3 separate regions of the Homo sapiens genome follow, and regions 1 and 2 are each linked to region 3. A link is a loop called in an ENCODE intact Hi-C map of the cell type or tissue named here. Cell type or tissue: ascending aorta. All regions are shown on one strand. Region 1 overlaps DYRK1A (dual specificity tyrosine phosphorylation regulated kinase 1A). Region 2 overlaps VPS26C (VPS26 endosomal protein sorting factor C). Region 3 overlaps KCNJ6 (potassium inwardly rectifying channel subfamily J member 6).

What was found. Hi-C counts contacts between places; a loop is a spot of excess contacts. Peaks named below come from ENCODE experiments on the same cell type or tissue, not always from the same donor. Only the 100,000 strongest peaks of a DNase experiment are listed, where the experiment ranks them.
Region 1: a loop joins it to region 3, with 3 times the contacts of the local background. A loop is called at or near these places in 4 of 110 quality-filtered maps.
Region 2: a loop joins it to region 3, with 7 times the contacts of the local background. A loop is called at or near these places in 4 of 110 quality-filtered maps.

What each region holds. Positions count from the first base shown.
Region 1 is chr21:37,459,706-37,467,705 of GRCh38, forward strand. The region is part of intron 2 of DYRK1A (dual specificity tyrosine phosphorylation regulated kinase 1A); the gene reads left to right. Among named protein-coding and RNA genes, the nearest start is that of KCNJ6-AS1, 55 kb to the right of the region's middle. RefSeq lists a silencer at 3,554-3,603. In ascending aorta, a CTCF peak has its summit at 3,573 (motif pointing right); a DNase peak (open chromatin) is centred at 3,968; H3K4me3 peaks cover 454 bases; H3K27ac peaks cover 546 bases.
Region 2 is chr21:37,253,206-37,261,205 of GRCh38, forward strand. All of the region lies in intron 1 of VPS26C (VPS26 endosomal protein sorting factor C), which reads right to left. Among named protein-coding and RNA genes, the nearest start is that of VPS26C, 10 kb to the right of the region's middle. RefSeq lists enhancers at 4,084-4,183, 4,269-4,861, 4,594-4,873, 4,862-5,454. In ascending aorta, no CTCF peak of the experiment used is centred here; DNase peaks (open chromatin) are centred at 4,513, 4,989 and 5,191; H3K4me3 peaks cover 2,129 bases; H3K27ac peaks cover 1,616 bases.
Region 3 is chr21:37,654,918-37,662,917 of GRCh38, forward strand. All of the region lies in intron 3 of KCNJ6 (potassium inwardly rectifying channel subfamily J member 6), which reads right to left. The region is part of intron 1 of KCNJ6-AS1 (KCNJ6 antisense RNA 1); the gene reads left to right. Among named protein-coding and RNA genes, the nearest start is that of KCNJ6-AS1, 140 kb to the left of the region's middle. In ascending aorta, a CTCF peak has its summit at 4,211; DNase peaks (open chromatin) are centred at 3,833 and 4,264; H3K4me3 peaks cover 997 bases; H3K27ac peaks cover 1,457 bases.

The sequences.
Region 1 (8,000 bases), 200 kb before region 3:
GACAGGGCTGCTTCAGCAGCTGTCATCTGGTTTGTTGTTTCTTGTGTTGTTATATGGATTCTGCTAGCCTAAAAGGCATTCTTCTCTGTGTCTCTGCAGGGCTGTCCAGTGAGTCATCTAAAATTAAACTTTGATCAGAAATAAGTTTCGTTTTTTTCCCGCAAAGGACTGGAGTGAGTGGGCTTGAGAATACTTGTATGCAAATTAAAAATATATATATTCATAAATATTTGGGAGCATTAGGTCAAGTGCCAATTAAGTCAGGAAGGATCCTGCAGCCATAGTCATGAAGATAAACTTTTTAAATTGCATTTGCTCAAACTTAAACATGTTTGTGAGTATTTTGTATAAGCGACCATTATTTCAGTTGCTATGTTAGATTTGTTGCTTTCTTTAGCATGGATTTTTTTTTTTTGGTAAAGTGTTAGTTTTTAATGTTTCAAAAGATTTTTTTTGCAGTCATTTAAAATCAATTGTCAGTTAATACCTAAAATTCGGCAGATTGTATGTTTTATTTATTGCAACATGTTGAGAATCTTTTGTTTCCTGTTGACATTTTAAAAATCTCCTAATGGCAGATTGATTTGTCTGTGCTCTTTTTGTATTATTAAGTCAGGCAGCAGATACTTAGAGAGCTTCTGCTGTTTTAAGCCATGGGGAGGCAGTAGCGAACAAAAGGGGTGGGGGAGTCTTGCGGCGTTCACATCTCAGAAATGTTACTGCGCTATGAGGGAGACTTTGGCCTCTAATCCACTGTTAGCCACTAGCCTCCAGTCAAAGTTAGAGAACCACCGGTCTTCATTCTTTTCATTAAGTGGTTGGACTTGTCTAAAAAGGTTTAATTTCACCTCCAGACTTTGTCTTGAGACATTGCGTGTCTTTGTTTACCTGTCTTTTGTTTCCAAACGTCCCTACGCTCATTCCTAGATTTAATTAAGGGCTCAAAGACTGCTCAATACCTTGTTTTGTACTAAGTAGGGAAGAATTTTAATTTAAATAGGTTTCATTACTGATTATTAATTTAAAATTTATGGGCACTACAAGAAAAACTATTTCTCTACCTGGAATTTTCATGACTGCCAATAACTTAGTACTAGGTGGTATTATCTGCTTTATTCATTCTTATTATTTAAAATATTTTATAACTTTAGGATATTAAAGAAAATATAAATTTACCCATATTATATGTTATCCTCTGTACAATATGATAATTTATGGAATCCAGCAGCTATATGTTGGATTACTATTTTAATCTTTTCTGTCTTCCAGATGGTATTACCAAAAATAAATCCTTGGCCTCCTATTTCAGCTGTAAGAATTTGGCTTACCTTTTGTAATCAAGAGTGGTAAGGGCCCTTTTACTGTAGGGTTAAGTAAGATTTTCTGTTATTTAGTTGTTGAGGATAGTACAGTTCCTAAAAAATGATACGTGCTTGTTAAATACAGAATGAATGAAAAGCACACATCTGCATATTAGTCTTAAAGTTTTAAGATGATTATTTTTGATTTTCAAATATAGGTAGTATTTCATTTTATTTAAGTTATACATTTATTTAAATTATCTAAGTTATAATAAAATGGCAAAACCACAACTACTTTTACACCAACCGAATACTTACATTTATTTCTCCTGTCCTTTGTGCTGTGATTGTTTTATTTATATGTAATAAACTCCACAATGTTATTTTTGCTTTGAACAGTCAGTTGGCTTTCAAAAATATTAAGAAAAAATGTCTTTTATATTTATCTACATACATATTTACATTTCTGGTGCTCTTTATTCCTTTGTGTGAATCTCAGTTTCTGTCTGGAATCATTTTCCTTCTGTGAACTTGTGTGAACATTTTTTGAGGGCGGATCTACTGTTGACAAATTCTTTCACTTTCATGGGTCTGAAAAAGTATTTTGCCTTCGTTTTTGAAGGGTGTTCTCACCGGATATAGATTTGTAGGTTAAAGGTCTTTTTTATTTTCATCATTTAAAGATGTTTTATTTTCTTCTGGCGGTGCACATGGTTTCTGGTGAGAAAGTGGTGACTCCCCTATATGGAAACAGGTGTTTTTGTCTCTGGCTGCTTTTACAATTTTTTTCTTCATCATTGGTTTTCAGCAGTTTGGTTGAGTTGCCTCAGTGTGATTTTTGTGTGACTTTTTCCTTTTTTTTTTTTTTTTAAACTTGTTTTCAGTTTGGTTAATTTATATTGCTTTGTTTTTCCATTCACTTATCTTTTCTTCTGCGGTGTCTGAACTGCTATTAGGTCCGTTCAGTGAATTTTTCATTTGAGTTATTTTGTTTCTCATTTTTAGAATTTCCATTTAGTTCCTTTTCGTAGATTCTATTTCTCTATTAAGATTCACTATTCCCTTATTTTGTCCATGTTTTCCTTTATATTTTAAAACATTCATAATAGTGGTTTTGGTCTGCTAACTTCACTCTTTCTGTCATTTCTGAGTCTTAAATGGATTTTTTCCTCCCGAATACAGACCACATTTTCTTGCTTCTTGCTGTGCCTAGTGAATTGGGCTGGCTATGGGGATGAGGAATGCTGGCCCGTGAGTGTTTGGATTTTGTTGTTCTCTTTAAAGAGTGTTGAATGTCGTCCTGGCAGGCTGTTAATTCACTTGCAGACCATCTTGATCCTTTGAGGTTTGTTTCAGTCTCTGTTAGAACAGGGGCCAGCCTTTACTGTAGGGCTGGATTAGCCCTAGCCCTAAATGTGGATTTTCTGGGGTCTCTGTTGAATGTCTGTGGGTTTCTCCACTGTAGCCTGTTTGAACACTCAATGTCTTACAGTCTTGTGTGAATTTTAGTAGTTATTCAGTTCACAGTTCCCTGGTAGTTGTTCTGTGCCTGGCTTCATGGTCCTTCTCCCAGTGCTTGTGCAGCTTAGCATTTGGCCAAAGAGTCAAGGAGAACCCTATGTACGGATTGATGGAGCTCCTTCTCTTTTTGTTACCTGCTGCACAAATTCCAGCCAATTCAGTGGCCTTGAACTCTTCCTTCTGTCTCTGCAGCACAGTGAGATTGCTGTGTTCTGTTTGGGCTCCCCCTTCCTATATTGTACCCTGGAAAGTGCCTCTAGATAGGAAACCAGGGGGATTGTAGGGCTCACCAAGAGTGATTTCTTTTTTCAGTCATCACGATTCTGCACTGCCTGTTGTCCAGTGTTTGAAAACGGTTATTTCGTATGTTTTGACTAGTTCTTTAGTTGTTTATGATGAATGAGGGAGTCTGGTACCAGGTACTCTACAAAGGTCATAAGTGGAAATCTGATAATACAAATTCCTAAGGGTAACATGTTTTTATCCATAACCCATTGTTACTAACAATTTTAATATATAGATTCAGTTAATCTTTCATGCTGAAAAACCTGAGATTTTATTTACGTCTTATATGAGCAATTTCATTGTGTTTCTAGATAATTGAGTATGCTCTTTTGGCTAGTGGGTTGACAAGCTTGTGTGTGCATGTGTGTGTGTGTGTGTTTAATGTTGGCACGTGTGTGTGTGTGTGTGTGTGTGTGTGTGTATCCTGTAGTAACACATATTGGCCACTAGAGGGTAATAAGAAAGCAGTTCATTTGTTCTTATTGGCTCACTGTTACTAAATAGTCCTTATCATTAGACTTTTTGCATAGTCACAGTCATTGCTTACTTTCACTTTAATATATATTTATTTAACACCTTCTGTGGAGCCAGGCACTGCACTGTGTGCTTGGGATATAAAAATGAGTAAGAGCAGTTGACTGAGCAATAGCTGTAGCCTGTGCTATAAGACTTTTCTCTGCTTTTGATTCAAGAACCCCTCATTTAAAAAATACTACATTCATCCTTACCTCCCGTGCAGTCCCCTCCCTCCCTCTCTCAATGATTTCTTCACAGTCTAAATATTCCTGATGGATTCAGTTCATTCCTTTATTGCACAGATATTTATTGAATGCAGGCCATGTGCCAGGCACTGTTCTTGGTGCTGATGATAAAATCGTGAACAAAGCTTACTCATGGACTTTCGTTCACTTACCCTCTTAATCATGTGCCTTTATTTCCGGCCATCATTAGAGGTGCAATTCATTTTGGATGTGCCTTGTTGCTAGGGACCTCGTGGGTTTTTGCCCACATAAGCTTGGTTGCCCTCCTCATTTCTTAGTGGATTCTGTCTTAGAACCTCAGCCTCATAAGTTTCCACATTTAGATGCTATAGTTTTAATTAAATTATTTTCATTTACTTTTTGTTCTTTAATATTGTTCTTTGATTTAACTGTTTCTCTTTAAAATCTACTATCAATTAATACTGTCACAGGAATGGTCCCCTGTTAACACATTACTAACAAAGAAATTCAGGTTAGGTAAGAATAACATTCAGATCTACAAGTAGAGCTACGTGTGGGTTATGTATCAGAGATGATGGCTTCTGATACTTGTTATTTTTACTTTTTTGTTTTTAAACTTAGGGTCTTTTCTCATGCTTTTTGTATTTGCTGTTTCCTCTGTGTTTACCACTATCTTTTTGAATCTTATGTCCCAGTCTTTGAGATGTGTTGTTTATGAAATATTTCTCTGTAGAATCAGTGCTGATCCATACTGGTAATATGGTCTCTAGTTATTATAGTTCCTTGCTAGAACATAGTAACGTGGCTGAAGTAAGAAAGCTGCTTCATTTTTCTTTTAGTAAAATATTGAATTTTTCCCAAGTTTAGCAAAGTTACAGAAACATGCTCATGGTAAAAATGATCCATACAGTTCAGAAGCACGTAAAGACAGAACTCCACATGCATGATTTTCTCCAACATGCTTTCCATACTGTTTGACAGCAGTTGAAAATACTTTGGAACTGCACTCCAAATGATGATTTTAGATAGCTTTGAATTATTTGTTAAGTTCATCATTAAATTATAACATTATCTGATGTTAAAACATGTATTGTGATACATTCTTAAGCTAAGATATTATTATACTGAGTTGAATAAAGATTATATAATACGGTAGATAGTAGGTTGAACCATATGAAATTACTGTTTTTGTAAGCCAAGGGTAGTCAGAAATCTATCAGCAGTTTCATATGGTTCCGCATAATACTTTATATGATCATCCCTGTTACAGGATGAACTGAGTCATTTTTTCCATTAACATTTGCATTAAAATTTTAGGAAGATAGAAACTTAAGAGTAAAAACATGGGTAATTTGCTTAATTATGAAATCAGGTTAACTAGAAATACGCATATTAGTTTTGTCCCCTTGGAATCTTATCATAGGAAAGGAATGAATGAATGGATAACTTAAATACTTTTTGGTGTTGCAGGAGGAAATTAAACTTAGGTTTATTCTGAATTTCATACACAGCAGTCGAGTTAAGAAAGGAGACAATGAGCATGTGGCAAGCACACCTCGTTTATATACCATGTTTACCAGCAGTCCTCCTGTACTGGTGGCTTAATCTTTCTTCACTTTCACTAAATAACTGATAATGTCACTAACTAGTTATGATAGGTGTTATAATACATAGCTAAAAAGGTACCAGAAGTGAAAAAGTTTTTTCTTGCCAATTCACATTCAGATCATCCACAGCAAATTCCAAAAAGAACATCAGATTCTTTGTCACCTAGCATATCACCGTTATGCATGGGAATGTGTATTATTCTCCCTAAAAAAAGTTTCAACTTTATAACTAGAAAAGTAAATCTATTGGGGAAAAAAAACCCTCTAGTGTATTGTTTAGATAGACTATAACTTATTTTTGGATTATCCACTACTTGAATTAGTTGGAGAACAGCTTTCTTTTATTAAGGTGACCAATGCTTTTCAAAATAGTATTGGCATCATCTGATGACTTGTTAGAAATGTTGACCCTTGGCCAGGCATGGTGGCTCATGCCTGTAATCCTAGCACTTTGGGAGGCCAAAGTGAGTGGATCACCTGAGGTCAGGAGTTCAAGACCAGCCTGGCCAACATGGTGAAACTCTGTCTCTACTAAAAATACAAAAATTAGCTATGGGTGGTGGCGGGTGCCTGTAATCCCAGCTAGTTGGGAGGCTGAGGCAGGAGAATTGCTTGACCCTAGGAGACAAAGGTGGCAGTGAGCCAAGAGTGCACCACTGCCCTCCAGCCTGGGTAACAGCGCAAGACTCTGTCTCAGAAAAAAAAAAGGAAATGTTGACTTTCAAGCTCTACTGAATCAGAACCGTCATTTTTAAAAAGATTGAAAAACAATTTGCAGGCACATTAAAGTCCAAGAAGTGCTGTTACAGATTATGAATGGCATTGTCACCTCCGCAAGACAGTGCTGATGCAGCCCCTCAGTAAGTGCTTGTTGAATTTAATGCATATAATTCACTCAATCTAGATTCAAAAAATGAAACAAGTATTTCAGGAGGGTAGTGATAACAGCAGTAATCAAGGGAACTACCTGTTTCTTTGTAATTCTTTCATAGCTATCTGGATGTCACAGAATTACCCATCTTTCCTTCCAGATGCATCTTTCAGTCTGATTCTATCCATGCTGGATGGTCATTTGGATGTCTTGTGAATACAGTAGATATACACACATATGTGTATGGATGAGAGAGCAACAGAATTAAAACAGAAATCAACATAGTGGATGAGTTTAGGGAGTAATTAGATTTTGATTAGTCAAGGATGCATAATCTTTTGTAATATTGTAATATATAAGGTAACTAAAAAATAAAAATATGGGGAGATGATATAAAAAATTCCAGCAAAAGATAAGAAAGGAAAAGGAACATAAAACAGTTGGAACAAATAGATTGTTAGTGTTCATTTATAGATACAGCTCAACCACATACTCTTTACAAGAGATAAACCTAAAATACAAGGAAACAGAAGAAGGTAAAGGTAAAAAGATGGACAAAAGACATACCATACAAAAATTGATGCAGAGAAGGCTTGGTGTAGTCAGACTGATAACAGATAAAGCAAAAAGCTTTACTAGAAATAAAGAGGGCAGTTTATGATGATAAAAGGTATTATTCATCAGGAAGGCATAACAACCCTGAATTTGTATTATCCAGTATAACACTTTAAGTAGGAGATTTTTAATACATTGTTGTTGGTAACTGATAGAACAAGATGAGACCAAAATTTAAAAAAAAATACCTATATAAGACAGCATACTTAATAAAATTAAACCTTTGATGAGGCGGACCATGAAGAAAGAGAAGACCTCATTAACCAATGTTGAGGTGAAGAGGATATCACAAAAGCTTATGAGAAGATATTATAAAAACTTGATGTCAGTCCATTTGAAATTTAGATGAAGTTATACTATTAGAAAACTACAACTTAACAGACACAGCAGAAAATAGAAAATCTGAATAGTCCTATTAAACATGATCCTTAGTGGAAAGAGCTACCCACTAGTTTTGAAGTCTTTGGGATTTACAAAAGAAAAAAAAAAAAAAACAAAACAAAAAAACGGAAACTATCCACAAGCAAAACTCCTGGTCCAGAAGGTTTCACCAGTGAATCTACCACACACGCATAAAATCATGACCAAATCGCATTCCAGAAATGGAAAATCTTTTTTTGTTTGTTTTCACAGGATCTTGCCCTGGGCTAGAGTGCAAGTGGTGCAATCATGGCTCACTGCACCCTCCTCCTCCTGGGCCCAGGTGATCCTCTAACCTCAGCCTCCTGAGTAACTGGGACCATAGGCATGTGCCACCACACCCTACTAATGTTTTAATTTTTTTGTAGAGATGGGGTCTCACTATGTTGTCTAGGCTGGTCTCAAACTCCTGGGCTCAAGTGATTTTCCCACCTTGGCCTCCAGATTGCTGGGATTACTGGTGGGAACCACCATGCTTGGCTCAAGGAAAGTCGTTTATCATTTCAAAAATCAATCAGCGTCATTCACCACATCAACAGAGTAAATCAGAAAGGTCATCTCATTTCAGTAGATACAGAAAGAGCATTTAATAAAAGTCAGCATCTATTCATGAGGAAAAGGTCTTAGAAAACTAGCAGTAGAAGGAAACTTTGTTAAT
Region 2 (8,000 bases), 400 kb before region 3:
TGCTGCCAATATAGAGAAATAATACCATCATTTGACAACTTTTTTGGCATGCTTGCTGTATCAGACACTGTTTTAGGCACTTGGACATGGCAGGGAACACAACAGGTGAAGCCCATGCTCTGGGGGCTTATGTTTTAGTATCACATTCTGGGGCAGAACCAACATGGTAAAACATAGCTGGTTCCTTCTACGTATGGTATAGTATACACACAGGCGTCAATACTAAGTAAAATGGGCTGACAAAAAGCATACTGTCCAATAGTGTGATGTGAAACTTCAAAATCTGAAACTTTCTTGAGAGCCTGGAAAAGAAACTGAAGCCACTGAACAAAAGTTTAAAAGAAAGGGAAAAATACTATTCATAAAAAGTAAACATTAATAAAAGTAAGTATATGCAGGATCTTTAGCAGCAGAGTATTAAATTCTAATCATGGTGTGTTGCGTGGCTTCAGGAGTTAGATAGCACATATTAACAAAATTATGTTAATAGAGACTACCTGATTTCAGATTTCAATAGGATGGAGCATCCCTAGTCTGAAAATCTGAAATCTGAAACGTTCCAAAGTCCAAAGCTTTCTGGGCACTGACATGACATTCAAAGAAGACCCTCACTGGAGCATTTCGGATTCTGGATTTTTGGATTAGGGATGCTCAACCATTAAATATCTACAAATACTCCAAATCTGAAAAAATTCCAAAATCCAAAACACCTCTAGTCCCAAGCATTTCGGATAAGGACTATTCAAGAAATAACATTCCAACTTGTAGGTTTACAAAGTTGACATTCGTTTGGAACTACTGGCATAAGTGCATGTAAAGACTCCAGACTATAAACCAAACATTTAGGAGGGCTCCAATTACAAAGGAGCCTGGAATTGGCATAATTACAGGCCAAAGTAATGACCGTGGAACACAGGGAGTCCGCCAAAGAAAATGCTCTGTAGAGCCAGCCCACACTTATATATGAACAACCAAAGAGCCAGCAGATTGAAATCCCAGAGTGAAATCATGTATGAATCACGATAGTGCAGCATTCAAATCCAAGCCAGGATGCAGGCAAACTTCAGAGTAGAGGACAAGAGATGAGTCTAGCAGCAAATGAGGCTAACAGCCTAAAGGGCCCTTGTTAGAAAGCAAGAGCACGGTTAGGTGGGGTGGCTCGCACTGTAATCCCAACCCACTTTGGGAGGCTAGGATGGGAGGATCACCTGAAACCAGGAGTTTAAGGCTGCAGTGAGCTATGATTGTGCCACTGTGCTCCAGCCTGCGTAACAGTGCAAGACCCCATCTCTAAAACAAGTAAGTAAAGAAAGAAAGAGCTCAGGCTGGGTGCGGTGGCTCACGCCTGTAATCCCAGCACTTTGGGAGGCTGGGGCAGGGGAATCACCTAAGGTCACAAGTTCAAGACCAGCCTGGCCAGCATGATGAAACCCCATCTCTACTAAAAATACAAAAAATAGCCAGGCATGGTGGCGGGCACCTGTAATCCCAGCTACTTGGGAGGCTGCGGCAGGAGAATTGCTTGAACCAGGAGGCAGAGGCTGCAGTGAGCTGAGACATTGCATTCTGCCTGGGTGACAAGAGCAAAACTCTGTCTAGAAAAAAAAAATAAATAAAAGAAAAGAAAAAAAGAGCTCAGCAAAAAGAGCACTGTAGGGTAGATCACGTGTTAATTAAGCAGTACGGAACAGGGTCTCTGCTTCAGGTTAATCCAGGGTAGGCTCTGGGGACAGATCACCTAAGGCTGCTCTATGAAACTACTGTGAGATGCAGAGAATGTCATGTGGTTAATTCTGGGCACTGTTCATGGGGCAGCAGAGGAGAAGGGGCAGAAGACATTCTTTTGTATTAGTTGCATTTTCTTAGCAAGTAAAAATATATATTTTCAATTTACAAAATGGTTTTTTAAAATCTGAAACACACGGTCAAACTATCATGACTGTATTTTTTTTAGATTAGAAAAAGCTTAGTTTTTTTCCTGATGATTACTGAAGAATGGGATTTCTGCCCATCGGTTCCTAATTTTCCATTGACAGGACTGCTTGCTGCTCCTTTCCCAAAGGTGAAGATTTGGGTTTTAGAGAAATTGTCTTAAATAATTCTTTCTGATAAAACAAAGGAAGAGCTAATTTTGGGCTGAAATCATGCCTGGCATGTGACAGTAAAACCATAAACGTAAATAAGACACTGTCATGGGGGAACGGTAGTGAGGATGAAGGGACCGCGACCATCACTGGAAAGCATGTGAGCCAATGCTACTGGCCACCAGAGACCTGCCCAACGGATCAGAGCACACACAGCAGGTGTAACCCTCACAGCTACCCAGAGGTCAATTCTGTCTGAGCATCAGTAATCCAGGGTCAGGACAGCTTGTTCCTATCAGAAGCAAAAGGGCCACAATCTCATGTTGTCCTTCCCAGCTCAAGTTCCCAGGACAAGTAAGTAGGACAACAGTGAAGGTCTCCAGAGCCCACCAGCTTTTGCTGAGACTGCTAGTCCAAGAGCCCCAGCTGAGTAAATTCTCCAGGAGGAAAATGGCAGAAACTATCAAAGGATAGTCAGTAAACTGGTGGGTCTGTACCTTTTTGGCTTAAATGCTCCAGTAAATAAAGGCAAAATATTTAAAGCCTCATTCTATGCACTGCATTTTTTTTTTTTTTTTTTTTTAGATAGAGGCTGGAGTGCAGTGGTGCAATCTCAGCTCACTATAACCTCCGCCTCCCAGGTTCAAGTGATTCTCCTGCCTCAGCCTCCTGAGTAGCTGGGATTACAGGTGCCCGCCACCACACTAGGCTAATTTTTGTATTTTTAGTAGAGACAGGGTTTCTTCATGTTGTTCAGGATGGTCTTGAACTCCTGACCTCAGGTGATCTGCCTGCCTCGGCCTCCCAAAGTGCTGGGATTACAGGCATGAGCCACCGTGCCCGGCCCTAGGCACTGTATTATATCTGAAAGCTAACAGAACTTGTAAGTTTTGACACAGGACCAAATTAAATGGGTTGGCATGAAAAAACTTCAACTTTGTTGCCTCTTGCTAGTCACAACATCCTATAACTAATACTTTACAAGAGAACCACTGGCCGTAGGCCTGTGAAGACACCTCAGCAGCCACTTTGGGATGTGAGGAAGAGTCAGGGAAGGGAGGGAGGAAATAGATATTCTCACTTAAAGTAGAACAGCTCTGCTTTTATCTGTTTATAAAATAAAGTATTTTAATATGTATTATTAAAATTGACATTAGAATTTTATATAAGACTTCATTTAATAAAAGGGTTTCATTGCTTTTTTGGAAAATCTTTATGCTAAACGATGTTCATTTTATTGACTTATTTATAAGGAAACAACCATTTGTAACTTACCAGATGAAAGGTAAAATCTATTTTCTATCACCTTGGAAAGGCACTATTTCTCTGAGCCTGGATTTGTTTTCTGCCAACAAGTGACGGCACAAGCTCTCTATTACAGAGAGTAAAAAGCCCAGGCAGTCTTTTTCATGGCTGCTCACCATGTAAACATGTCCATAAAGTGTTCTGTGTAGCTAAGTTAGAGGACAAGAAGAAGTACTTTACAAAAATTACATCTTTACATATTTGCGTTTGTATGACATACTTTTTTCTTTTATTCCTGATAATAAAGTTTTACCATTTTATAATTTAAAAATGTAAATATGGAGTTGGGCATGGTGGTTGGGAGGCTGAGACCAGAAGATCGCTTGAGCCCAGGGGTTTGAGACCAGCCTGGGCAACATGCAGAAACCCTGTCTCTACAAATAAAAAATTAGCCAAGCGTGGTAGCACGCACCTGTAATCCCAGCTACTCGGGAGGCTGAGGCAGGAGAATCGCTTGAGCCTGGGAGGTGGAGGCTGCAGTGAGCTGAGACTGTACCACTGCACTCCAGCCTGGGTGACAGAGTGAGGCTCTGTCTCAAAAAAACAAAACACAAAAAAACAAACAAAAAAAAGCAAATATATGTAAAAATAGGAAGTGCGGTTTCCCAAAATGAGGTCTGTAAACAACTGATCTAGAAAATGTTCTGGAAAAAGTAAAAAAGGATCAGGATCTGAGGTCAACTGACCTCTCCCTGCGCTCTGGACAGGCAAACAGGCAAGGTTCCCTCTGAGGCCGTAGCGGCTTCTCGTGGGCGAGTCCCTGTTCGCAGGTGACGTGTGGACCACGCTCTTCCGAAGCGTCTGGCCTGTGTGCTCTCGGGGAGGGGACGCAGGTCAGCCCACCTAGCCGATGGCTAACAAGTCAGTTTGTTTTCTGAACGGAAGCTTAAACCTAGAAAAGTAACTGGGTTGGGGTGGGGGTGTAGCCACATGCAGTAAAAGCACTGCCTGTCTGTATAACAACGACCTGATGAAAAAAGGAACGCGTGAAATGGGGAGTGTTAGGGCGTCACAAACTCCAGTGTGGTTGAAATGAAAGCAGAAAGCAAATGGCAAGCTGGCTTCCCCTTCCAGCTTTTCACAACCCTGCCTTGCTCATGGTCAGCCCCAAGCACGGGCGGAAGAAAGGACTGGAGGGGAGGGAAAGGGGTGGGGAGCGAGGGTACCAGAGGCGTGGGAGGACGGGGACAAAGGGGCAGCAAGGGACCGGCGGAAAGGAAAGTCGGCGTTAGCTGGATTGGAAACAGTCCAGACAGAACGATGGGCTCTGCTGCCTCCGGGTGGGGCACCAAGCGGGGAGCGGGGCCACGAGGCAGGGGACAGTGAAGCACCATGCAGCGCCCACCAGCCGGCAGCGCCCACCAGCCTGCGCTGCGCTGCACATGGTACCCGCGGCCCCAGCTGGCCAGTGTGTGGCGGAGATGAGACCCTCGTGAAGAGACTAAGCGGCCACAGCAGGGGGAAGGGTTGCTCACATAACCCCATACTGCTCACACTACGAGGTTAACTGCCGTGAGATCTGCCTGCAGCCAGCAGAAACCCGTTCTAGGAAAACGTTGCCCAGTGACTTCAGTGAGTGCCACTGACCCGGGCGCCTCCGCCCCGGCGTCCGGCAGCAGCACCGATTGCGCAGGAGGCACCTTGCAAACAACCTTTCCTGATCCGCGCTGCAGTTCCCAGGCCGGTTGCAGCCGTTTCACAGAGACTGCGCACACAAAGCGTCTCCGTGCCCTGCCATTCACCTTTCGACACAGCCGCAACCCCTCTTTTCAGTGTTAAAACCTGGCGCCAAAAGGAACATGCGATGTGACGTGTTACCTCTGCGCATGCGCCGGGCATTCCCAGCGCCCCGAACCTGATGAACGCGCGGTGGGGACCCCAGGCTTCCGTGCTTTCGTTTTCCTGGAAGCTACGTGTCCTCAGTCTACATATTGTTACCTGGAAAATAAAGTTTTCTCCTTTTTTCTTCCTTTGTTAACAGGCAGAAGGTGTAGGCTGCAGGTTTCGGGCCTAAGAGAGGGCATGGCTGGCGACACGGAGTAGACTCCTAGATGACATAACGGAGGCGAGTCTGCACCGGGGACTCGGCATTAGGAGGAGGCAGAGGAAAAGCCCACCACCGTGGCCGAGGGAGATCTAGCAAGCAGCTTGCAGGGGGTGAAGTGTGTGCAAAGCAGGCTGAGACCTGTCCAGTATCGAAACACGCCGCGGTGGTCAAGCAGGCTTTACCATGCTCAGGCGCAGGCTGGTACAAGATTTGCAGCAACAAACACCAAGTGGAGAACTACATGAACACTTTTGATCGCATCCCAGTTTTCAGACAATCTCGGATAATTCTGAAAATGCTTCTTATGCATTATATAAGAGTTTAGGTTATGATTTAACAGACAAGCTTTTTCAGGAGTATTAGGTTATTGGCAGAAGAAGAGACCTACTTAAAGTTTGGATGACTGTATTCCTAAAAGGTTCATACCTCTCAAAATTACCTTAAGATCTCTTCTGGCTCAGAGATTTAAATTTTTATACCCTAAGTCCTTACAACAAGCATTCACTGTTACAACTGATCATTCATTTACTAAGAATCCAGCAGGTTAAAGTAGAATATTTAAGCTTAAAAAAAAAAACAAAAAAACTAGCATTTTAGCTTTGCAATTTTTCTTCATAATAATGAACTGTTATGTATAGGGTTTCTCCTTTTTTTTTCATAAGAAATTACGGGCATGCCCAATTAAGGTAGTATTGAGGTTCTTAAGGTAACAGTACTCAGTCCACAGTGTATAAATTTCTTCTCACTGTAACCTGGCTATGCTGGGGAGTAAATCTCTTATTTATGTTTTTCACAACCATAATATTTAACAATGTCATTTTCATGAGTACATGTGCCAGAATTTAAGAATGTAAAACATTCTGGATTTATAAAAACAAATGAATTATATTTACACTACAGAAAGATTTACTGCAGGATTTTTCTAACCAATAAGCTCCCCTACAGCGTTCCAAGACACAAAGTAATTTACAGTGCATTTGAGTCCAACTTTTTGATCAAGAACACATCTGCTGCACTAAGCAAAGGAGTTGCAGCAACACCAAAATCACACTTGGCTCTCACGGCCAAAATCGCCGTCACCTCCGTATGTTCTCCTTGGTCACTGACTCTCCTTCCTCCAAGCAGACATAGACAGTGGGCACATATTTGACAATCTGTGAAGCATCTGACAAGCACTCATTATGCCATTTGGAGGGTGTACTAACGTAACTAGCATTGTGGCATACAAAGGGCAATTCTAAGGGTGAACAGACTTCGGAGCGTGGAAAAGAACATGACAATGCCACCACCTATTACTGCGGCCCCCACGAGGTGTTGGAAGCTAGGATAAGTGTCTTAAAACACTATCTCATTTAATTTTTAAAATACAACCTTTGAGTAGGTATCATCTCCATTCTACAGATGAGAATTAAGACCCAGAGAAGGCACAAAGAATCCTGGATTTAGGAATAAAAAGATGCAACTTCAAATATTTGCTATCATCAGTCCCCCTGGCATGTCCCTGAATTCTCTGGGCCTCAGTCTTCTGAACCACAAAACGGAGAAAACGCTACCTCTTAACAGTATATGGAGGATTAAAGCACTCTGTGAGCTGGAAAAGGCTATCCTAGTCTACCTAGTTATAAAACAGTATTAGTTAGGTGTTTCCATGGGAAATTTAATCTTTCACTGGAAGTAGGGAATTAGGGAATGTTTAACACAATTCCTGATTATCTCATATCACCCATGGGTCTTTGGAAACAGAAGTCAAGTTTTTAGGCCAGGTGTGGTGGCTCATGCCTGTAATCCCAACACTTTTGTCAGGCCAAGGCAGGAGGATTGCTTGAGGCCAGGAGTTTGAGACCGACCTGGGCAACATAGCGTGATTTCATCTCTATCTTAATAAAATACTTAAAAAAAGAAGTTTTCTACCCAAGTGGAAGGATGCTTAGGGAGAAGGTGCCCCAACAGCAATGCTGCAAGCTTGGAGAAAGGGTCTATATTCACGCTGAGCCACAGGAACTGGGATGAAGACCCTGGAAAATCAAACCTTGGACAATTTTCTATTATATTCCATTCCTGAATCAGAGAGAAAACCATATTTATAGGAATTCTGGAATCTCTACTCCCAATTTATTTGAATCATGATCTTAAGAATGACTATTTTAAAGCAAATACAAGTAATGGTGGGTGCAATGTGTAGCTCTGGGGCTATGTCAAAATAAGAATAAATCTTATCAACATCTGTCTGAAATTGATACCTAGAATATTATTTATAATTACGAAGCAAAATCCATAATGTGCCTACAATACCATAGTTTCCCCTTTCTGATCAATGCATTTATAAAATTATCAGTCTTCTGCATTTTGTTTAAATGTTTCAGGGCTTCAACTCATCATTTAATAAAGTTTTTGAGCACCTATTAAGTGGTGAGTACTGCCAGGCCCAGGAATACAAAGATAAACAAAACCAAATATTTTAATTGAGTGGACTAATAGAACAAAGTCACTACAACAGAAGGTAATCAGTGCAATGACAGCAGTATACACAAAATGTGTTTGTAAACTATTGCCAGTTACTACTA
Region 3 (8,000 bases):
AGGCCTGTGGCCCGAGTCAATCACTGTGATTCTCAGAACTCATGGGAGCTATGGGCAAGTACTACAGCTCTTTCCCATTAAACTTGAACCTGAGAAGATGTGAGAGAGAGGTGGACCGAGACAGAGGCAGCACAAAGGAAGTGGAGCAGGGAGATGGAAGAAGAGAAGGTCCTGGTGACATCATTTGAGTTCCTGGGTCAAGCTCTATCCAAGCTAGTCCTGCCATGGTCTTAGAATACACTGCCTTCACACTCTAGACATTTGTGTGTGTGTGTGTGTGTGTGTGTGTGTGTGTGTGTGTGTGTGTGAGAGAGAGAGAGAGAGAGAGAGAGAGAGAGAGAGAGAGAGAGAGAGAGAGAGAGAGAGAGTGTAACCATGAAGAGGTAATTGATACCTAGGGCCTCTGAGCTCCTCCACCAACACCCTCCCCAGAAGTGGCCAGATTACTTTTGGAGTAATTGTATCATAGGCAAATCAAAGCTGAAATTATTTATGAAGAAGCTGAATGAACTCATTGATTGTTCTTTACAAGAATTTCAACAGACTTTTTCTTCTAAGGAAGAAGTAATACCAGGTCTTATGTGGGTTTTTATATAGGCTGTGCACTTGTGTGTGTGTGTATGTATTTGAGAAGGTAGGACATAGGAAGGTAGAATGGACAAGGGGAATGATGTGAAAATTCTTTGCAAAGTGAAAAGTCCTATTTAAGTATAAAATTATCTTCAGTTATGTTTCAGTTGGTAGTTGGCTTCTTATAATCCAGTGCTTGACTCAGGGACCTTCTCTGATTCTTAGTGGTAACCAGGGAGCTCTGTGTCAGCATGACTCCCATGCATGGGGAAGCATTTTTCCCCAAAGGTCATAACTAGAGGCCAGCCCTGGGGCAGAAGAGGAGCAAGACGAAGCCACGGAGGTCAGGGTTTGCACTTCTGTTTCTGTATTTGGCTGACATCATTCCATGGACTTGGGTGTGGAACTTCCCCTATGTCTCTCTTGCTCTCTCTCTTTTTCTCTTTCCCACACACAGCCCTGGGAGGATGGCATAGGAGAGAGCGTGTGACACCACATGGCCATGGCCCATGGGGGGGCCTTCCTGGACCCTCATGGACTTAGGGGTTTTGCATCACCATGGTGCTGCCAGACGTGGCATGCACACGTTACATCAATGATAATGGGACATGGTGCCTGGACTCAGCGTGATGCTGCTGTGCCCTCTCCAAATGATACACCCCTGCTCCACAGGCTGGCATCAGCTGGCCACACCCCTTCTCCCTGCTGAGCAGCACAGGAGATGCTGACTCCTGGCTCTAGTGCTTTCATCCAATCATTGGGGGTTCTTCCTGCTGTGCTCAGGGTCCACAGAATCTTGACAAGCTCCTCACACAGAAGACACAGGCCTGGTCTGTGCATGCCAGCTTCAGATCCCTCATGAATGCTAAGGGGCTGCCTTGATGTCCCCACCAGCTCTCCTCTCCCTGCTGGGGCCTTCCCGGGCTGCAGCTGCAGACCCAGGCTGAGTCAAAGTGGTTGGTTTGTGGGGTAGACGATGAGCTTTAGCATGGTGGCCCCCCACCCAGGCTCACATGTGGTACTCTAACCTCTGAGGTGGGCCGCATAGCAGCCTCCCTTGCCCGCTCCTCTCCCAGCCTCCCCATGGCTCTGCAGCCCTGCAGGGGTGGTGCAGCTGGAGCTGGAGCGGCTGGGGCTGGCATGGGACACAAGGGCGATTCTTATCTTTGTCCTTTCCCCGGCCTGCCTGAGCTGGACGGTGGCTGGAGATCAGACCCTTGGCTTGCCTTCTGTCAGGGACACTGTCCTCAAAACTTGAGGATGGAAGAGAAATTCACATTCTACGTGGCCAAGCCTCCTGTCTCTCTTCTCTGGGGAGGGGAGGCTGCTTTTGTTTATGCTTCCTTCTCTCTGCTGGAAGAGACTATAATGAGAGGATATTTTCTTGTCCTTTGGCCCAAGAAGTTGGCACCCCAGCGCCAGGGTACTCAATGATGCTTGTGCTTCCTTCCCACCCAAAGAAAAGTTCCAGGGGATGTCAGTGATGGCGCTGTCCTGTTCTGCCATTGGAGGTCCTAGAAGATGCAGAGAGGTTGCTTCTTGGAGAGGAGGGAGGGGACAGGGTGTCCTGCCCTGGTACCCACATGGGCCTTCCTACACAGGGTGAGGAGTCTGAGAAGCCAAGGGGACCAGTCCACCCAGAACCCCTGCCTCACCCCCAGCCGGTCCCCAGGTATCTGGGACCTGGGAACTCTCTCCTCCAACGGCCCTGATCCAAGGCCTGTGCTGGCTAGAGTCATGGAAGGGTGGCTCAGGGCTGCAGAGCTGGGGATGGGACTTGGGGAGCTGGTTGGGGTGAACCTACACACGTCACCAATGACCCTCACTGGATGAGACAGGAGATAAGGGTGGGAGAGAAGAGGCATGTCCTGGGGGCCCCATTTGTGCTCTTGTTCTGGCCCTGAAAACCTTAGGGGTGGGTCTGGGGTGAGGCTCAGCAGTGGGAGCCCTGGGAACCTTCTCTGCCATAAGGACGGGGGATTCTGAGACAGGTGAGGGTCTGCCTAGTGTGCCCAGAAAATAGTTCCTGCTCTTCCTTAGTAGCACAAGCACTGAGGCTGCCTGCTCCCAGCTTGACAGGGGTTCACTAGGACCCCTTCCTCTCCTCTCCCTCCTCTCAAAGAGATTGGGGACTCAGCTGGGATCGTTGGGTGCCTGTAACAAACCAGAGGGGTGCCCCTCACTTTCTGGACTCAGTGAAAATCAGTCTTCTAATTTTGCCCATATCATTCCTGATGAAAATTCAGTTAAGTGAGGTCTTAGAGAAGAGGTAGTAGAGAAAGTGGTAATTTCTCATAACTGACCCGCCCAGGCCACCCTCTGGTTTAGAAAAGTCCCTGCTCCATGAAGGGAATTTTCTGGGGGAGACGGCATCTGAGAAATCAGTATTTCACGACGGTGTCTTTCCAGTGATGGTTCTGCAAGCTGGTAGAGTGGTGAGTCGGGATTTGAACTCAGATCTTTGGCCACCCAGGTTTTCCTTGCCTTGCCTTGCAGGGCTGGTCTTAGGCTTCAAGATTCATTTTTGTAGTTTGTGGGTTTTCTCTTAAAACGAGGCTCTTATTCCTGCAAATATTTACAGGTTACTTTATTCTGTGTGGAACAGAATTGCTTCTAACCTGGTGGGGGCAGGGAACACTGCAGTAAGGGCTCAATTAACTGATTTCACAGTGGTCACGACTCAGACATTCATTTTAGAGATTAAGTGGAAAATAAAAGAGATCAGAGCACCTCAAGCATACAGCAGGAACGCACAGTGAATTAAATGGAGAGATGGAAGTATTTGGTCCCTGAAGACGAGCATGACATTGCGATTTAGCTTGGATGAGAAAACTGAGGTTTCTTGGAAATGCCTACCCACGTGGGGGAATTTCTCTGTCAAGTTTCTGCTGCTTTGCAGCCATTTAAAATGGGTCCTGAAATATCTGCAGTGCAGAACATCTGAGAAGAGCTTTTCATTTGCTAGAATGTTGCAGCAAGCAGGCTAAGCGATGTTAGCAGGCAACTTTGTGATAGATTTAGAAAGCCCCGAAGAAATGGGTGGTGGTGATACAGAGAGATTTTTTCTTTCCTTTTTTTCCTTTTTTGGCTTGTCTGCAGAATAGATGAAAAGAGAAAATATACCCAGATACTTTGCTCACTCTCCCAAGTGCACACTAGGCAATGTAAGCTCCAGAGGCAGCGCTTACAGGAGGGGAAGGGACGCTGAGGCCAAGAGTGCTGGCTCACTGGGGTGGAAGGGACTTCAGAGGGCGTTCCTCACTCCTCTTATTGCAGGTGAAGAAACAGAGGCAGTGGTCCTTTGCCCCAGGCCATTCAGCTGGCCAGTAGCGGAGCCCAGGGCTACCCAGATCCTCCAATGCCCAGGCTGGTCCTCTTTCCTTTCTGACCCCAACACATGAAGAGTCCATCTGGAAATGTTGGCTCCCACACTTCAAAACATTAAACTCCTTGTTCTCTTTCTCCAAATGATTAATTTGTTTTCAGTGTTTACATTAGCTGGAAGCCAAGTTGGGAACACTCCTAACTCGTTTCTCAAACAAGATGTTTTTAAAATGAAGTTTCCCAGCATGGAATGCTTTGCTACTTTGTAAGGGCTTCAGTTGCTAAGAACTTACTGCACCTGTGTCAAAACTGTGCTCTCAGGGCCCCTGGTGGAGTCCAGAAGAAGAGTTCCACGCAGTCCCTGTTTTTCTTTTTTTTCCAGGAACTCCTGGAAACTGAATCACAGATCAGATCATGTTGTTCCACAAGAACGATGTGTCACTGTGAGGCTGCATTCCTGACCACGAACTGAGCACCAAATAAGTCATGGACATGCACCAAAAGGTGTGACCCAAGGGAGGCAGGGTGAGCCCCATGTCTCAGAACATCCTCGCGGACAGCAAAGCCCTTGATGTGGTGGAGTAGGGGCCTGTGGCAACCCCTCACACATGGCAGGTCCTTTGCAACCCCAAGTGCTTCAGATGCTACCAGCCCTCCTTGGGCAGGTCTGAGATGTGACAGAGAAGAAGATGAGAATGGAAAAAGAGAAAGAAGAGCGGAAAACTAAAAGAGGGAAGGGCAGAGGAAAGAGCAGAAATGCAGTCTAGCTGGAGGGCAGGCTGCTGGCTCCAGCCACTGCCTCAGATCCCCCCGACCTGGGGTACTCAGGAGTCTGAGTGGGTACAGGGCTATAGCCTCAATTTCCCCATCTGATGTGGGACTTGCCTTGACCCAATGCCTGGACCACAATCATCCCTGATACCTGAAGCCTCCATAGATATGACTCTTTCTAACGTTTGCTGCTTCAGGATTCAACCTTGTCCACTTTTGGCTTCTTCATGCCCTCTCCAATGAGCAGTGATTCAAAACCTTTTATAAAACTACCCATCACTATCATCTCTGGCAACATGGCTGTCTAGAGAACTCAGAAAACTGTCTCCCTCTGTAATGTTTAAAATGCTGGCTATATTTCAGAAATGTAGATGGCTGCACATGACAAAGTTAAAAAGAAAGGGAAGTGTTCAGAGGTCAAAAGAGGATGCCAAAGTCCAGAGAGCTGCAGGAATGCTGGAGGGAGGCTGCCCTGGGGCAGGTGCTAACCCCATGACCTCAGGTGGCTTTGGTGTGCCCACTTCCTGGGGACTTGGCACAGCAGCTTGGGTGAGACTCACGTGCAGAGCTCACTGTCCAGGCAGCTTTCCCAAGAGGCACCTGCCTGGGCACACACCTACACTCTCTTCCTTTTTTCTTTCACAACTGGTCCCCTCCAACTTGACCAAGAAAGGCCATGTTTTACCAGGATTCCTGCCACAGGGTGCAAGGCCCTAGACAAAGGGGCGAGAGATAAGAAATATCAGTGCTGTTGGACACCCTTCTAATAGTGGCATCATGTGCCCCAGGCTGGCTTCGGGGCTCTCCTTCTCTCCCATGCTCTACCCTGAATGGGAAGCACTGGTCGTGGGGTGTTCTGGCCCAGCTGTGAGGTTCTGAATTCATTTGAGTTGTAGAGTGGGCTAGCACATGGGATGCTGATTTTCCTTTAATGACCTTGCCCCTTCCATTCCCTACTATGGCCACAGAATGCATTGTTCCCATAAGGACCAAACAAAGACTTGTAGACGATGGTAGCTCATGTCACCCAGGCAGCAAACACACACCTCACTGGCGTACCTGTGTTAGAAATAATTTGGGATGGGGAGAAGGCGTGCTGGGACTCTCCATGAGGTTCAGAGCATGCTGCTGTCATGCTCACCACCAGGGCTGGAGGGAGCTTGTTGGAGAGCACGCTTACTGCGGGCCAGGCACTGCACCAGAGGGCACCCGTTTGGCCTTAATTGACACCGCTAATCTTGGTAAGGCCTGTCTCCCATCGGTGTCCCCGTCTGTGCCTTGGTTGGATCATTTGCATGATTTTAAGGTTGAGAAAGTGAAAATGTGCACACCTAAGCAGATTGATGGAACATCTCTGACAGAAAGTCACATAGGATAGAGGTAAGATAGTGTCTTAGTTTCTTCAACATTTACAGGGAAAACACTTTCATGATCTTTTGGCCAAAATACAATTGAATATTGTAAATCCATATTCAACTTTTTTTGCAAGGGTCTATTGAAATTCATACTATCTCTATGTTTCTGAAATTTTCACAGGATATCAGGCTAAAAGAGGCTTTTCTAACTATGAGTAACAGATTAATAGTTATTTGATAACTGTTGATAAGACCCCCTCCCCACTCCCACCTTTTGGTATAATTCCTTGAAAGTGAGAATGTGACTGTCTATAATGACTAGTAACAAATGACTAGTAACTTTTGTAAGATAGGTGGGTTCTAATTATTTGCTTTTAACAAAACGGAAACAGCTTATGGGTAATTTAAAATAACTTTCCATGATTAATCAGCACGTGATTTTTAATAACAAATGACTCCAAAGGGGTTCATAGAACAGAGTGATGTGCTACATCAATACTCATTTCTTCCCTTTTCTGTAATTTTGAGAATAATGTTCATAAGTGCATATATCTAAACTAATAAAGATTGGAACAGAAGTAATGCTGAATCCTGCCTTAGACTACCAGTAAGTCATATTAATCTATAGCTACATGTAAAAAAATTAGAAGCTCCACCCATTTCCTTAAGAGACATAGTTTTTTTTTTTTTTTTTTTTTTTTTTGAGACTGGAGTCTCTCTCTGTCGCCCAGGCTGGAGTGCAGTGGCGCGATCTCGCTCACTGCAAGCTCCGCCTCCCAGGTTCACGCCATTCTCCTGCCTCAGCCTCTTGAGTAGCTGGGTCTACAGGCGCCGGCCACCATGCCCCGCTAATTTTTTCTATTTTTTTTTTTAGTACAGACGGGGTTTCACCGTGTTAGTTGGGATGGTCTCGATCTCCTGACCTCGTGATCTGCCTGCCTCGGCCTCCCAAAGTGCTGAGATTACAGGCTTGAGCCACTGCGCCCAGCCTAAGAGACATAATTCTAATAAAATTTTACTATTTGTACTTAAAAATTATTTACCAAAACTTAATATATTTATGTTTTGATCATTTGCGTTCTGCTTATGTTATAATAACTATCTAGAAGAAAACAATTTAATCCTTGCAGTCTTGTGATCAGAGAAAATTTTATTTATTTTTATTTTTATATTTTAAGTTCCAGGATACATGTGCAGGATGTACAGGTTTGTTACATAGGTAAATGTGTGCCATGGTGGTTTGCTGCATCTATCAACCCATCACCTAGGTACTAAGCCCAGCAAGCATTAACTGTTTTTCTTGATGCTCTCCCTCCCCATCCCCATCCCTGACAGGCCTGAGTGTGTGTTGTTCCCCTCGCTCTGTCCATGTGTTCTCATTGTTCAGCTTCCACTTATAAGTGAGAACATGTGGTGCTTGGTTTTCTGTTCCTGTGTTGGTTTGCTAAGGATAATGGCTTCCATTATTCCAGCTTCATCCATGTCCCTGCAAAGGACATGATCTCATTCCTTTTTATGGCTGTATAGTATTCCATGGTGTATATGTACCACATTTGCTTTATCCAGTCTATCATTGTGGGCATTTGGGTTGATTCTATGTCTTTGTTATGTGAATAGTGCTGCAATGAACATATGCATGCATGTATCTTTGTAATAGAATGATTTATATTCCTTTAGGTATATACCCAGTAATGCGATTGCTGGGTCATATGATATTTCTGGTTCTAGGTCTTTGAGGAATCGTCAGACTGTCTTCCACAATGATTAACTAATTTACATTCCCACCAACAGTGTAAAAACATTCCTATTTCTCCACATCCTCGCCAGCATCTGTTATTTCTTGACTTTTTTATAATCACCATTCTGACTGGCGTGAGATGGTATCTCATTGTGGTTTTGGATTTGCATTTCTTGAATGACCAGTGATGTTGAGTTCTTTTCTCGTATGTTCATCAGCCACATAAATGTCTTCTTTTGAGA